Linked DNA regions of Homo sapiens: region 2 is linked to region 1. The links are chromatin loops, found by intact Hi-C in ENCODE. Cell type or tissue: IMR-90. All regions are shown on one strand. Each heading gives the region's core, and the rest is flanking DNA. Links, peaks and the distances in the headings are about the cores only.

What was found. Peaks named below come from ENCODE experiments on the same cell type or tissue, not always from the same donor. Only the 100,000 strongest peaks of a DNase experiment are listed, where the experiment ranks them.
Region 2: a loop joins it to region 1, with 2.1 times the contacts of the local background. A loop is called at or near these places in 7 of 110 quality-filtered maps.

Annotation. Positions count from the first base shown.
Region 1 is chr7:156,470,082-156,478,415 of GRCh38, reverse strand. It overlaps RNF32-DT (RNF32 divergent transcript), which reads left to right. Exons shown (of 4, transcript NR_026865.2): 4 at 5,705-6,317. Among named protein-coding and RNA genes, the nearest start is that of LINC00244, 66 kb to the left of the region's middle. In IMR-90, for the core only: a CTCF peak has its summit at 4,745 (motif pointing right); DNase peaks (open chromatin) are centred at 2,565 and 4,055; H3K27ac peaks cover 845 bases.
Region 2 is chr7:156,747,048-156,755,381 of GRCh38, reverse strand. All of the region lies in intron 9 of LMBR1 (limb development membrane protein 1), which reads left to right. Among named protein-coding and RNA genes, the nearest start is that of RNF32-AS1, 91 kb to the right of the region's middle. RefSeq lists an enhancer at 1,465-1,524. In IMR-90, for the core only: no CTCF peak of the experiment used is centred there; DNase peaks (open chromatin) are centred at 2,521 and 3,831; H3K27ac peaks cover 1,246 bases.

The sequences.
Region 1 (8,334 bases), core at 73-8,072:
ACTGGGACATGAAGAAGTAGTTTAGGACCATTATAGCCTTCCCACCCTGCCATTCGGAGAATCTCTGAGGCCGTCGTCCGAAGCGTCACTATCAAACACAACTTTGTTACCTCCTTTATCCTCACTTCCATCTCAGTCCTCCTGGCTCGTCCCTCACAGAAAAGAATTTTCTCAAGAATTCAGGCTTGGACAACATGGGATCCAAAGATGGATCTTTTCAGATCTTTTGTCCATTTTTAAAAATTGGGTTGTTTTCTTACTATTAGGTTGTTTGAGTTCCTTATGTATTTTGGGGACTAACCCTTTATCAGATGCACAGTTTTGCAATATTTTCTCCCATTCTTAAGTTGTCTCTTCACTCTGTCGATTGTTTCTTTTGCTGTATGGAAGCTTTTTAGTTTGATGCATTCCGATTTGTCTGTGTTCGCTTTTGTTGCATGTGCTTTGAGGTCATATCCAAGAAATCACTGCAGACGCCCATGCCTTGGAGTTTCCCCCTGTGTTTCCTTCCAGTAGTTTCATAGTTTTGGGTCTTACAGTTAAATCTTTAATCCATTTTAAGTAGGTTTTTCACATGGTGGGAGACAAGGATCTAGTTTTATTCTTCTGCATGTGGCTATCCAGTTTTCCCAATATCATTTTTTGAAGAGACTCTCCTCTCTCCATTGGGTGTTCTTGGCATGTTTGCTAAATATCACCTGGCTATAAACACACAGATTTATTTCTAGGCTTTCTATTCTGTTCTATTTGTCTGTGTGTCTGTTTTTGTGCTAGCACCATGCTCTTTTAATTACTATAGCTGTGTAGTATATTTTGAAGTCAGGTAATGTGATGCCTCCAGCTTTGCTCTTTTTGCTCAGGATAACGTTGGCTGTTCTTTTGTGGTTCCATATAAATTATATATTTTCTATTTCTGTGAAGAATATCGTTGATATTTTGATGGGGATTATATTGAATCTGTAGATCACTTTTGGGTCATACGGATATTTTAACAATATTATTCTTCCAATCCATGAACATGAATATCTTTTTATTTCCTTTTTAGTGTCTTTCATCAATGTTTTATAGTTTTCAGTGTAGAGATATTACACCTCCTTGGTTAAATTTATTTCTAATTATTTTATTTTTTGTAGCTATTGTAAATGGTGTTGTTTTCCTCATTGCTTTTTCCAATATTTCCCTATTAGTGTACAAAAAGGCTCCTGATGTTTGTATGTTGATTTTGTATCCTGAAACTTTACTGAATTCATTTATTAGTTCTAATAGTTTTTTGATGGAGTCTTTAGGGTTTTCCATAGATATGATCATGTTGTCTGCTAACAACAATAATTTAACTTCTTCCCTTCCAATTTGAATGTCTTTTCTTTCTTTCTCTTGCCTAATTGCTTTGGCTAGGATTTCCAGTACTACATTGAGTAGAAGTGGTGAGCGTGGACATCCTTGTCTTGTTTCTGATCTTAGAGGAAAAGCTTTGAGCTTTCCCCTGCTGAAGTTTCTTGAGAAGGAGAGTGACATACATTTCACAAAGGAAAGCAAACCCTTGTGGTCACAGACAGGGATTCTGGGCTGGGAGCCCTGTGCACTTCCCCACGGTGTTCTTGGGACCTGAGAGAGGCTGCCTGATCATGAACCTACTGCTGGACGAAGCTTTAAAAATCATACAGAAACATGGATGATGCCCCCCAAAGTTAAAAATGAGGTGGACTTATAGGTAGTTGAAGACTGCAAAGCCTCTCAATATAATTTTCTGAAGCCCTTTTTGTAATACCCATGCTAAACCTTCCTGTTGTCCGTGCTTTTCCCCATGCAGGGACGTGCTGTGGGCAGGGGTTGGAGATAGAAATGGATTGACTTTGGCTCCATGACTCGCTCACTGGGGAAGTTGTAAGCTGGTTGCTTGGAGGAGACAGAGGGCTTTGCAGAGAGAAAAACCTGGTGTGGATTTTTGGTGCTCTCAAAGCCATGTTGGATTCAAACTCATTAACCACTCTTCCCACCTCCTCTAGTGGAATCTGGCACCATGAGAGATGGACACAGAGTGGTTTCTTTTGGAGGAGAAGGAAGGTGGGATTTGGGATTCTCCTCTGCCTGAGTAGGGCATTGATGGGACCCTGAGGACACAAAGCATGGGTGTCTCCCATGTGGACCCTATAAGTTGGGGGGATGGCAGTGTGCCCACTTGCTGTCTTCAGGTCCTAGGCCACGTGCCCTTCCCTTCCTGTTCTTCCTTCTTCCCTTCTCACGGCCTCTCCTGGTCTCCATCTCTTCTTGTTGTTTTCTTTCCTTCTCTCTCATCTGCTTGTGCATTTGTGCATTCATTCCATCAGCGTTTACTGAGCACCTTGTACCAGGCAAGCATGCGAACTCTGCCCTCAAGAGCCTGCAGCCCAGGGCTCAGGACACATCAATGAGGTTGATCAGGCATGAAATAAGATCAAAATGGAGGAAGGAGCTGCTTGAGCATGGGGGGGTGGGGTGGAGGCAGGGCTGGCCCTGTTTAGGGACTTGAGGACACTCCTGGGAGGAGCTGGCTTTGGGCTGAGTCATCCAGATGAGTAGGAGTCTGCCAAGTGGACAGGCATTCCAGAAAGGCACATTGCACGTGGGAAGCAAGGGAAATGGGCCAGGCCACGTCCTGAAAGAATTAGGTTTGTTATTCCTGGGGCAGTAAGCAGCTCTGAGGTTGTCAAGCGACGGAGCTCAGTGTGGCAGGAGCATGGGGAGTGGTGGGGATGAGCCTGTGGGCCATCCATCCTGTAGACGTGGGACTGCAGTCTATGGTTGGTTTATAGCTCAAGGGAGATGCCAGACCTGTTGTACAGACTAACAGATAACTGCCAGTGACCAGCTGCCTTGGGGACATTGCTTCTGACGTTCCTTGTATGGGTTTCTTGTAACCCTCATAGCAACCCTGCACAGAGTGCATGATTGGCTCCATTATAGGAACGAGAAAGCCAAGGGTCAGAGAGGTGGAGTCAGTCATCTGAGGTTAGCACCTGGCCAGTGGGTGACGTGAGGCTGAGAAGCCTGACATGCTTCCTCCTTCATGCCAGCACCCCCCTCCGTGTGTGGTGAGCCGCAGGGATTGAGTGTGGACAGTGGTAGTAGTGTGTGGTGTGTGGCTGCATGGCTGTGGCTGGAGGATGTGGTGGACTTGAAGTGTTCATTAGCATTGGCTGCTCTCAGCCTTCTCAGTTAAACATGCACAAGCCTGCTGTCTGTCACTGATTGCCGTCTCCTCGAGCCTGTGCTGAGGTGTAGGTTCACATGGCCATGCAGACGTGGGTTGCAGAGCAGGCAGAGCTGGGTGGGATTCCAGCTCCATCATGTTCCCGCTCAATGGCTTTACCTTTTTTGCTCAGTTTCCTCATCTTTAAAGTGAAGGGAATAATAGCGTCTACCTTAAAGAGTTTTTAGATAAATCACTTAAAACATAGCAATTATGTAACAACTGCCAACAAGTACTAGTTATCATCATTGGACACTGTAAAATGTTTAGTGTCCAAACCTATAAAATAGCTCCTAAATTGAATGATCTCATGGTCTAGCTGGGAAAATAATGTGTAATTCAAAAATAAAAATAAAAATGTCAATTCTGTACAGAAATTCCCAAATGAATGTGTAGAATCTACTATCCGCACCAAGGAACGTGGAGAGATCACAACTTGGAGCCCCTGCAGAAAGTGTTTAGGGAAACAATGGGACTTGAACGGGAGCCTGGAGGCTTTAGGTAATGAGAGAGGAAGGGAGAGAATATTCTAGAAAGGAAGAATACCAGGTGAGAAGGTTTATGATGTATTTGGAAGCCACCTCCTGTGCCAGTCGGGCTGAAATACTGAGTTTGTGTGGAAGAATATGGGGTGAACCATGGAGAAAACTGATGAAATAAGATGGTGGGTCAGCATCATCCCAGAAGCCAACTACTGCTTGGAGAAGAGTTAACTCAGTGGCTGTCTGTACGATGAACTGAAGTCAAGAAGAAATTAGAAGCAAGGATGAAACAAGCGAAGTAAACCCTTCTATGTTTAACCACAACTTTGTAAACGCAGTGACTCATCTCCATTCATGGGTGTCAGCTTGGTTCTGAGCATGCAGATGAATGTATCCAACCAGGGCTGAGGAAGCCGGGTTGACCCTGAGCTTTGGCCTTTTAGTTCCGTTCCTTTGCAGGCAGATACAACTAGGAAACGAGGCCCATATTTTGAGAAGTAAAAATATTCTACTCTGAGATCTTTGCAGTTTTATTTCCCTAATTATTTTGGATAATCAACATTTTCATTTTTTTTTTCCAATTTTCAAATCAACTTTAGATTTAGCCCCTTAAATATATCTTTTAGGAAGTAGCATCTTGTTGCCTTAGGAACAGTGTTTGAAAAAGTTCTCATTTGTGCTGTACACTTCAATGATAAAGAAAGTTCACTGGCATCCCCCTGTGGAAAATGCTTTTATCATTTAAAAAAACATATGCACATAGAAAGAGTTAGTAGAAGTCACTATGTTGTAAGAGCCCAGGGTTGGTATTAGCAGAACTTAATGTATTCTCTCTCAAAATAAGATCATTGTTGGAAAAACTATAAATAATTTTCAAGTTTATTTTCAGATTGAGTTTGTTGTTAGTAGCACTTTAGGATTTACTGTGATGAAAGACAACGGTTGTGTTTTTAAAAAGTGTTCCCCACTTGGACTAACAAAGGGACTCAGCACTGCAGCCTCGATGGAACGTTCTTTCTCTGTGCAGGCACCAGATGGCGCCAAGCCGCAGGTCCTTCACCTGGATTAGTTCATTATTTTAAAAAAGAATTTGGGAATTATGGCTGCTGGCATTCAGGGCTCACTAAAATTTGTGTAATGTTTCCAGCTGTGGATAGAAGCGTCAAACGCTATGTTTAATATGTTTTTCCGGAATTTATTCTCATCAGTGGCTGGAATTGGAAGGCCATCTTCCCTCTCAATTCTTGACTTTGGAGGGAAGTGAGGGAAGCAGCTTTCTGCTTAGGCTGTCCTGGGCAAAATCTGGATATCTGCACCACCTTCCTTACAGTTTTTCTGTTGTGCTTCCCTTTAACCTGTGTAAAAGTGATTTACTAGGAGTAACTTACACTAAAGTGTCAGTGACTTATTTCACTAGAGGAATAGTCACAAAAAATAATGTCAGATGCAAAGGGTTAGGTTGCTAGAGGATTTTTAACTCTCAGTGACAAGGCAGTTCAGAAACTATGTTTAAGATTTACATTTACTTTTTTACCTCTAACCTTACTAATACTGTTTTTATGTGAACAGATAATAAAAACATATGACATTTTGTATGATGAATTTTTCTTACCAAGGCAAATTTGGTTTTGGATGTTTTCACAAGAGTAGTAAAATTAAGATTAGCCACGCTGAGCTCACAATGAACAAAAAAAAATAGTTTTTGGAGGTTTGATTTGAACTCTGAGAGGAACAGCGTAAGAAATAGAACAGGAAAAGACCTCCGAATATCCAGGAATGTTGTAATTGACATATTTGAATCTGAAAACACTGTTTATCCTTGCGGCTAATGCAGGGTAATATACACTGCCAATGCTTAAAACAAACGGGGTAAATGCCACTGCTGAAATTACAGCTTCTGCTTACATTCTTTCAGCTTATCCTTTATTTTTATAAAAATATTCCTCTTGCTGAACATATATTTTGAGATTAAGCAGTGTCTTTTCTTTCTCAGGGAAGAATATTTCTCAGCCCTCCGTTCTCAAGACAGATGAGTGCTTTAGAAAGAGGACTCTGCAGCGGTGAGGAGGATGGAATGACAGGCAAAGCACGCAGGACCAGGAGATGGCTTCGTTCCCTCAATCACTCATCCAAAGACGTTTAATGAGCACCTATTGTGTGTCAGGCATTGTACCGGGCAATGGGGATATCGTAGTCAGTAATAAGTGAGGAGAGATGAGTTCATTTGTGAGAGGCTCTGACCAGTGGAATCAGAGGAAGGGAGTTCCCCTGGGTGGGCCAGGTTCAAAGACATTTTGGAAGTAGAATCTGCAGAACATGATGATCTTTTGGAAACAGGGCAGGGACGTGAATGAGCACGTAATGTCCCCATGGGTTTGTCTTTCCGAAGGTTTAAAATCCTCAAGAATAAGGAACATAGGCATGTGTCGTAACGGTCTCCACAGTGGGGGAGTATTATGTTAGTGCACCTGCATGTTAACTCTGCTCATGAAGGGGCCACGTCTTCACCACCACAAAGCCTCAAGCATGCATATCTGGTCCCTCCAACCCCCTCCCTATTGAGGTGCAATAAAGGCCCATGTTTCTCCTAGTATGGGAACAGAACTAAGTCCTTTGTTCTATTATTTGACATGTATTGACTCAAGCATTCGATGAGTATTGATGAAGTGTGTTCTAAGCTTGTACCGGGCTAGGTCTTCTACTGCAATCCCCACGCTTATAAACCTTGCCAACCTGAGCCACCTGCAAGCTTTCTGACCTTGGGCGTCCTCATCTCTTCACCTCCACTGGTAAAGATGAGCTAACTGGTAAAGATGAGCTATGGAAAGAACGTGGAGTAGTCCTCGGCACATAGTAGGAATTTAGTGAATATCAGTTCTCTTCATTCACAAGCACTTAATAGGCCAGGTACTGGAACAAAAGACAAATCAGATGGAAAGAGGCTCATACTGCATCCCGGCCTGGCAGAATGAGAGCGGCTCCTGGAACCGGGATTCCACGTCAGCTTTCAGCTTTTTTTCTGCTTTTTCCTTCTTCTCAGGCCTTTCAGGATTTGGTTCTTGTTTTAAAGCTTCTGACGGAGAGAGCCAAGTAGCCTGTCCTTGCTCTACGGGCTGGGAAGCAATGAGTGATTGCTGAAGAGGCTTTTTCTCAGCAAAGGGCAGAGGCAAAGGAGAGAAGAAAGGAAGGGCCCTGTGCTGTGAAGCAATTTTCTCATTTTCTGCTGCTGGTGCTTGCGTTGTTGTCTTCCTCAACATGCAGGGGAGGCCCAGAGAGGCACTGCTACGGGTTCCAGACATTCCTTGTATTCTCACTGCCTGGCTCTGTCCTCAACCACTTACTTTCGGTGTTAGCGGTGAGTCTCAAAGGAACATTGTGCTGAACTGTTCTCCATCTCAACTACATGATCCTGCAGCCCTCAGGATGAAGGGTTTCGGTCTTTGATTCCGGCGACCTGGAGGCTTGCTTACTGTCAACTCCATGCGGAGAACTGTAGAAAACAGGATAAAGACGAAGACTAGGCCGAGCCGTCCAAGGCAGTGAGTCCACAGTAAGTGGGGCGAGTTAGGCCGTTTCCGCACTGCTATAAAGAAATACCTGAGGTTGGGTAATTTAGAAAGAAAAGAGGTTTAATTGGCTCATGACTCTGTAGGCTGCACAGGAAGCATGGTGCAGGCATCTGCTGGGCTTCTGGGGAGGCCTCAGGAAACATCATCATGGCAGAAGGTGAAGGGGAAGCAGGCGGGTCTTAATGGCGGGAGCAGGAGCAGGAGAGCGGGGAGCTGCCACACACGTTCAAACGACCAGATCTCGTGAGAGCTCCCTCACTATCACGAGAACAGCACCGGGGACGGTGCTAAACCACTCATGAGAAACCACCCCTGTGATCCAGTCACCTCCCACCAGGCCCCACCTCCAACACTGGAGATAGCATTTCAATGTGAGGTTTGGCAGAGACACACATCCCAACTATAGAAAGTGGGCAGGATGGCTGGAGCGGCAAGTGTGGGGAGATGAGGGAGGGTGTCTGAGGGCACTGGAGGCCGCCGGAGGGCAGCCGCGGATGAGGGGAGCTGAGCTGGGCTCGTGGAGGCGGGGTTTCTGTTGACCCGGATGGAGAGACTGGGCGGGCCCGGCCCCAGCCATCCCTGCTAGTCCGCTGAACTGTGGCCTGGGAAGTGGCTTTTCTGTTGGGCCACATTAGTGCTGTTGAGTTCAAGGCTGAGAGCACAGGAAGAATCCTGAGAAGCCTTTTGTGGGGGCCCATCCCGTCCAGGGCCCGTGCATGAGCAGCTGTCATCTGCATGCCATGATGACCGTCACTGTCAGGACCGAGACATCCTTGCGGCCCCACAGGTCGCCACCCTCCTGGCACAGCACACCTGCCAGTCATTTGGTCTTTGCCCGGGTGTCTCGCTGGGACCTACAGTTCAGGTGAAACATCATCACATAGAAACCACTGCAGAGAAATTTCGTAGAGTGCAGTGTCCCTCCAGCTCAGTGAACAACAGTTGATGTTAGGTGATCCTTGGCAAAAATGCTTCATCTTAATCAGAGAACACCTCGTTCTTAGAAGCTCTGTATAGCAGTTTACTTCATAAGCTGGAAGGGCCTTAGAGCTGA
Region 2 (8,334 bases), core at 317-8,316, 280 kb before region 1:
ATTTTGAATTGACTTTAATCAAAACAAAACAAAATCCAAAAATACAGCCTTTCTCACTTTCCCCTTCCACAGTAGGAAAAGTAAAAAAGGTCTTTCTAGAATCTTTATAAATCCTTTGGCTCCTCAAATTTAAAAGTGGCTGATTATATGTAAAGAAGTTGAAAAGGAAACCCTTGCTAGATGGCTAAATGTATTATAAAATGAAGCCAAGCCAAAATCAGTAAAAACACCTCACTGGCATAGAAATGTTACAGAGAAGAGATGGATTGGACCTGGAGAGGATGGAGGATGTTATGATAACTAATGCTAAGTATAATTTTTTTACATACCATTTTGGTAGGCCATGCACTGTTTATCATCCGTTTGGTAGATTGTCTAAAATCTTTTCAGTGAAACTCTTTAAGTGATGTGTTAGGATAATTATGATTTTGCTGTTTGCTGCTGGTTAGCCACTGTGGACTGTTTCAGGTGGAAAATAAAGAGCTAAATGATTTATGTTTATAACATAAATGGTTCTATGGCAAAATGGACATTTTGACTAATACAGATTAAGAATTGTGAGCTTCAGTAGGGTATGCTTAGAAATATGTGTAGGAAGGCAAGACTGAAAAAATCACGACTTACCATTTCTTCAGAAAATAGAAATAGGAGGTAAGAGAAACCATCCCCTGGATTTTATTTAATCTAGTATTATGACTAGTGTGTTTTGTTGTAACAGTTACTTTCTATTTTAATTTATAAAACAAAAGTAAAGAGTTTATTGTTTTACTCTTGCTATTAAAAAGAATTCCAGAATAATGAGACTAAAAGACTTTTTAAAAAATACAAATTCCATTGCTGATTGATCACAGAGTTGCTGGCGGCGCTTTCTTAGTGTGTGTTGGGATGTGTGGTGTGCATTGCAGAAATCTTTGGGGTGTCAGTGTGGCTTACTCTGAGCTCAGTTGTACCGTTAATGCAAAAAAACATGACAGCCAGCACCAAGAAGTGCTTTGCTGTAGAAATAACAGTATTTTTTTTAAAAAGTAACGTTGAGTTATTGTGGTAGTTATGATATTACTAGAGTTGAATTTTCATACTTGGTTTTAAAAATAATCAGTATCAGTTTGTTTTGGAATGCCTGACTGTGACTTCTCAATTTGTTTATTTGATGGTGCTGTAGGCATAAAGCTATTGGGAGGTTTTGTTCTTGTTAATATTGTTTCATGGAATGTTAATAAAGTAAAGCAAAGCTGTGTGCTGTGATAATGTTAATTGGTATCCTGAATAAGCCATCTTGTTATCAGCTGCTCTCTACCCTTTCTTCTTTCCTTTTTTGCTTATTACGGATCTTAATTAAGCACTAGATATTGTGTAGATGAATTAAGACGCTGAGTCTCGAGATCATAGGCTAGTTGCCTGAAGAAGAAGAGAAAAAAGGACAAGAATTTGTAAGTTTTCATCTAGTGCTTAACTACTTGAAAAAAAGGAATAGAGAGGAAGGAGTTCTGTGTTTCTGAGACAGGAGGGAGCCCCAGAGCACCTGTCGTTTGGCTAAGACAGCGCCTCCCTCATGTCCCTGTTGTCATGGCAGGAGTAGAGAGATGTCCACAGAGCTCACTGTGATCTCGGCAGGCGGCCTTCCCCTTCCCCACAGCACACAGCCTCCCCTCTGCCGTCTGCTTTGGGACTGTCAGGACTAATGGGTACATTGTGTCCATCACTCCTCTTTATCATGGTCAGCACATGGAGCCCAGAACATCCAGGTTCCTTGCGCCCTGTGTCTCTATACATCCCATTTCTGACCTGATTTTCCACTTTCCTCTAGCTTCTGAAACTTTCTGCTTGTGCCATTTGGAACTGAGAATTAACTCATGAACAAAACCCCTGTATCTTCAACTGCCACTTTCTTGCTCAAAGAAACTTGGCACACATTCCTGCCACCCGCTCATGTGATGGCTCGCTTCTACCCACATCCCTCATTTGGCTGGTCCTGGAGTTTGAGTAGGTGCCCTCCTGTTCCCTTTTACTACTCTCCAGCACTTTGGATCTCATGTCATCAGACCATGACCTAGTCCTGTCATTTGCTCACCTCCCAGGCCTTTTCTGCTCCCTTCTGGAGGATTTTTGCTCCTCGTTTCTAATCCTTCTCTGATTCTGTGCCTTTTTCGTGGTGATTTGGTGTCTGTGTGCATGTCCTTCCCATCACTCCAGGACACTCCTTGCCTGTCCCTGTGGTTGTCTGCCTCACCCGCTCGTGCCTGTGACATAACCCATCCAAGTTCTTTTGCATAATCTTACAATCAAGCATCCTACTCTCCACCTACCACTTCTCCTTTTTCCAGTTCACTTCTTCTAGCACTCCCATTTCCTACAATTCCTCAGTATGGAGATTTAACATACCCTGATCCTAACACCTTTTTCTCACCCCCCATCATTTCCCCATCCCCCTACTTCCTTGCACAGTTTACATTCCTGGACTGTTGTTAGAATCAGTCCCCTGCGTACACTCTTAGCTCCCTTTTGTGGTCTCACTGGATTGTGCTGAAACCCGAGCCTTCATTCTGCTAGCCTCTCCCTGTTCTGTGCTCTCACTCCTAGCTGGCTGACTGACCCTCTTGCCTGGCCTTCCTTTATATATGTGACCAATATCCTAAATTAACTTTACATTCTCCTGGATGACTTTATTCTGTCTTTTCTTCCCTCAGATCTTCACCTTACTCTCCACTGGTGACCTTGTTTTCTATTTTCTTAAGAAAACAGAAGCAATCATAAGAGAATTTTCACAAGCTTTTTCCTTCATGCCAACCCTCCTCCCTGCAGCTCCCCTCACAGCTGCCTTTTCCTTCGATGCTGTGGCTGAATTGTCTGTGTGCCTGGCTAATGCCAGCGCTCCCCTAGTGCCCTGGATTCCATCTCTTCTCACTGATTCAAGGACACGATCTAGCAATTCTCCTCTTTCTGACTCTCTGTCTCTGTCATGATCCAGTTTTTCCCCAACTGTATCCTTTCCATCAGCATAAAGATATGCTATAATTTTCCCAGAAAGAGACAGAAGAAGGAATCTGCCTTGACCCCATATCCCCTCCAGGTCACCACCCATTCCTTTGGTCTTTATGGCAAAGCTCACAAGAGTTGTGTGCTCATGGGTTTCACATTTTGTTTTGAAACTCACTCTTGCTTCCACTGTTCTATGAAATGCCATGGTCAGGTTGGTCTGTGACTTCGTAGTCCTTATCTTCCTCTCTTTCCTCCTCGAAATGTCTTTTATTCCACTTGGTTTTCAGTTCACCATACTTTCCTGTTCCTTTTATTTAACGGGCTGCTTTTTCTCAATCCACTTTTCTGGCTTTTCTGTGTCTATAACTTCTTCACCTGGAAAGTCTCATGCCTCCGTCTTTAAAATTCTCTATTTGCTTTTACTCCCTTATTAGTTCATCTGGTTTCATGGCTTTAAATACCACCTATAAGCTGCGACCTCTACTCTGAGCTTTGAACTTAAAGATCTAACTGTCTAGTGGAAATTTCCATTTGGATGTCCAATAGGCATCTTAAACATATGTCCAAAGTAAACTCAAGATCTTTACTTCTAGATTTTGCTGCTTTTGCCATCGGCCCTTCTCTACAGGTGACAAATCATTCTTCCAGCTACTCAGGCCAAATCCTTGGAGTCTCTTTCTCTTAATTCCCATATGGATTCCTTCTGCAAAGCTGTTGGCTCCAGCTTCAGAGTAGCTCCAGAATCTGACTGTGCCTCACCACCTGTGCTACCACCACCCCTTGGAGAGGTTTTTGCGGTAGCTTCCTAATGGCTTCCGTGCGTATCTGTCTTGGGCCTAGTGAGTCAGAGAGAGTCTCTGACAATATGAGTCAGATCTTCCCACTTATTTGCTCCAAGTCCTCAGATGATGGTTTCTGTTTCAGTCTGGATAACAGCAAGAGTCCTTGCAGTGGCTGCTCACTCCTGCCCCATGTCTGATGCCTGCTGTCTCTTTGCTCTTCCCCCACTGAGCCCCTTCCCTTGGGGCATTTTTATTGTGTTTTCCTCCACCTTCTCTCTTCCAGGTCTTTACCTAAATACCCTTTCGTGGAGCTTTCCCCCACTCTGGAGTGAGCCTTGTGGATATCGATTGTATCACTAAGCCCTACCTCTGCTCTACGCTTCCCCTTTCCTGCATTATTTTTTTCTATAGCATTTTTTACTGTCTCACATGTTAAGTCTTTTAGTATATTGCCTGTCTCTCCACACTAGAACATGAACTCCAGGGATTTATTTATTTAATTATATTTATTGAGACAAGGTCTCACTCTGTCACCCAGGCTGGAGTGCAGTGACACAATCACGGCTCACTGTGGCCTCAACCTCCCGGGCTCAGGTGATCGTTCCCCTTTAGCCTCTTGAGTAGCTAAGACTACAGGCGCCCACCACCATACCCGGCTAATTTTTGTGTTTTTTGTAGAGACAAGGTTTTGCCATATTGCCCAGGCTGGTCTCAAACTCCTGGGCTTAAGCGATCTGCCAGCCTTGGCCTCCCATAGTGTTAAAATTACAGGTGTGAGCCACTGCACCTAACTGGGGCAGGGATTTTTGTAAATTACAGGTGGGAGCCACCGCACCTTATTGGGGCAGCGATTTTTGTTAGTTTTCTTTCCCTCTGTACCCTGATTCTATAATGTTGCTAGACACATGGTGGATATGTGGTAAACATTTGTCCCATAAGTAAATTAATAGATGAAAAACGCACATGATGGAGAGTTGTCATTTTACCATAGAAGTGAAAAAGGAAGAGGAAGTAAAATTTGGTGACAAGACCGGACAGAATCACTTGGAGAGATTTCTTAGGAAGGCCCATAGTGGAGACTGCCAAGGACACACCAACGTTGAGAGGCAGGAAGACCACGTGCACTGGAGTGTTAGTGAAGAGGCCGAAATAAGGCAGTTTTCCCCTTACTGTTATGGCCATGGAATATGAGTAATCAAGAACCATTTCTACTCCAAGACTCCTAAAGAGTAGCCCAACAGAAAGTCCCATTACATTAATTGTGGTAGAAAATCTTTTGTAATTCCTTCCTAGCATTAAGAGGATACACACACACACACACACGTACACACACACACGCACACTTAACATGTTTAAATGTTTAAGTAATGCAACGGCATTAATTGAAATAATCAGCTTTTGTGTGTGTATAGCCTATGGGTGTACTGGGTAACTTTGGAAGTAGTACCATAATGAAGAGAAATTATTTTTTGTTGTTTAAGTTCAAAACCTCCGGAGTTCTTTTAATTTATTTTAAAATATCATAGTCTTTGAACTTAATAATTCAACTCAGTTTCTTTAGATACGATTTTCATCTTCATGATAAAAAGTTAGTGTATCATTTCTTATGGCAGTTACTTTCCTGCTTGATTCTCATCTTTTCAGTGGTTCACACCTGTAATCCCAGCACTTTGGGAGGCCGAGGCAGGCAGATCACCTGAGGTTGGGAGTTCAAGACCCACCTGGCCAGCATGGTGAAACCCGGTCTCTATTAAAAATACAAAAATTAGGGGGTGTGGTGGCAGGTGCCTGTAATCCCAGCTACTTGGGAAGCTGGGGCAGGAGAATCGCTTGAACCTGGGAGGGGGAGGTTGCAGTGAGCCGAGATCACGCCATTGCACCCCAGCCTGGGCAACAGAGCGAGACTCCATCTAAAAAAAACGAAAAAGTCCTTGCCATTGAAGCTTGTATTAATTATTTATTCTTAAAAGCACAGATTATATTGTTGTTTCATTTTTGCTGGGTGTCAGATTGGAATACCTTTTTATCCTAAAAAATAAAAATAAAGGGATTGAAAAAAAACAAGACATGTCTTATACAAGCTTTTTGTAGAATTTGTGACCTGTCAGAAGCACTTAGTGTCATCATCAGTCCTTGAATTTTGCTGTTTATAACCAAGTTGAATTTGCCAGGGAATTTTATGAAGGTGCCAAGGTTTAGGGTGGCATTTATGGTTGCTTTTTTAGAGCAGTTGCTTCTTTAGACTATCTCAGAGTAGTAGTCTGTCAGAGACATTTTCAGTTATCATTGGCAAGGTGATTTGCTAATTTGGTCATTACATTCTTTCATATAACACACTTGATATATGGAAGCTCATGCCAGATTCTCTTCTGTCCTCTAAATTACTTTCATCTTGGCTTTCTCTAGGCATTCTTCTAGGTTCTGGCAATGACAATCCTACAAATACTATTTGCTGTTAGTTACGTCACTGAAGGGAGAATATTTTGAATTTATCAGACTCTGGGCCACTTTGAGAAATGTCTGGTATTAGCGTGAAAGTGATCAAATATAATCAAAAAACATTTGTGTCCAAGGATCTGAAATGGTCAGAAATTCCTTGTTATAATTTATTCAGCTTCTTGGGCCGTTATTCACAATTTATGACAATAAAATGTGGCCCATAGAAATTATTTTTTTGCAAGATGAAATGAGGTGACTGCCAGAGATATATGCTAATATAAAATCAGTAAATGAGGAATGCTTAGGAATAATGAACTATAGAATGAGTTAAATATCATATATTTTATGAAATATATATATAGAGAGAGTTATTCTATAAAAATGATCCAAATTGGCTGGGTGCAGTGGCTCACGCCTGTAATCCCAACACTTTGGGAGGCTGAGGTGGGCAGATCACCTGAGGTAAGGAGTTCAAGACCAGCCTGGCCAACATGGTGAAACACCGTCTCTACTAAAAATACAAAAATTAGCTGGGCGTGGTGGCATGCGCATGTAATCCCAGCTACTCGGGAGGCTGAGGCAGGAGAATCACTTGAACCTGGGCAGCAGAGGTCGCAATGAGCCGAGATCATGCCAGTGCACTACAGCCTGGGCAACAGAGCAAGACTCCGCCTCAATAAAGAAAAAAAAATCCAAATTTGTGTAGTAGAAGATGAATTTAATATACCCGAGCTACTTTCTCAACTACAACTTAGATAGGTGATGGTATTCCCAATAGTAGCTTATATAAACATAAAAGTTTAAAAATTATCTTAACATCTTATCTAGTTTAGATCTAGTAGCTTATATCTAAAGTAGAAAAAAGCCAAACCATTGTTTTAATTGTACCTAGCATTATATAATGTTCCTAAAGTTGATTATTTAACAATTTCTATCTTGCAGTCATTAGTAATGAAAGCATATTTGCATTTTCACAGTTTTGTTGGATCTCAAAAGTCTCACATTACTAGGTCAATAGCCATATTTTTGTGGATATGTCAGAAGTAAAAAGAAACTATTATTTTAATAATTATTAGCATTGCAAGTGGAATAGACATAGATACAGAGTTTTCGAGTATATGGGCTGACTCTCTCCTTTGTAGATAGTAACAGTGTTAGTTCATGCTGAAATAGATACATTAGAGATTTGAATGTCCTGGCTTCAGTTTTCAAATGCTTTCTGGAGTTTGCCTAATCAGCATTGGCTCTGTGGTGTACAGTAAGTAGTGTTTGCTTAGAGAGATGGAAACTGTTTGCTCTGTGAATTATTAGGAGATTTGGGCTTTAACAACAAAGTTGTTTGCCTAAGTGATTAGAAATAATTTATAGTATTTGAGTGACCTCACATTCTTTGTGATAGAGATCACTTTGGTCAAATTTAAAGTAATAAGTATAATCAAATTTTTAAAGAGCTTCTTGGATAATATTTTCTAATCAAACTTTTTTTTGGTTATATGGTAAATTAAAAGTTAAATGTAACATCAATCTGTTTATGTTAGAGGTATCTACTTCCAAATAGTACTCATTATGAGACTAAGTTTAGGACACTGAATTGTTTAGGGAGATAATTGTATTTCATCAATTATTTGAAGGGCTTGCAGATCTAATTGGAAATTTGTATTTGTTTTTAAAAATACATTTTATATTTTAAGTTAAATACTTAGTACCTCTCCTTTTATATATGAAGGCTGTCTTATATATTAAGAAAGTTGTAAGGACAGCTTAGTTATTGAATAAATACTGGACTTTGGGAAATTCTGTTATCTTGGAAGCAAAATATTTTTAATACCACACTAGTTTTTCAGCTTAAGAATAAAGCTGGGAAAAGTTGCCTTCAGCTATTAGTTTTCCTGAATCCAAAGAGACGGGTGGGGCAGGATCAAAAATACTTACTTGATCAAAGTTATTGGCTCTGAAGTTATTCTTACCTATGTAAGAAAGATGAAAGGTGTTGTTTTTATTGCATGTTAGTTAACAGTGTAATTTTGAACTAATTGGTGTTGAACTGCCAATCACCTAAGGGGAATGCAAATAGATACTCTTACAATTTCCTTTGAGGTAGTGAAATCTTATGTTGGGGCTGGAAGAAAAACAG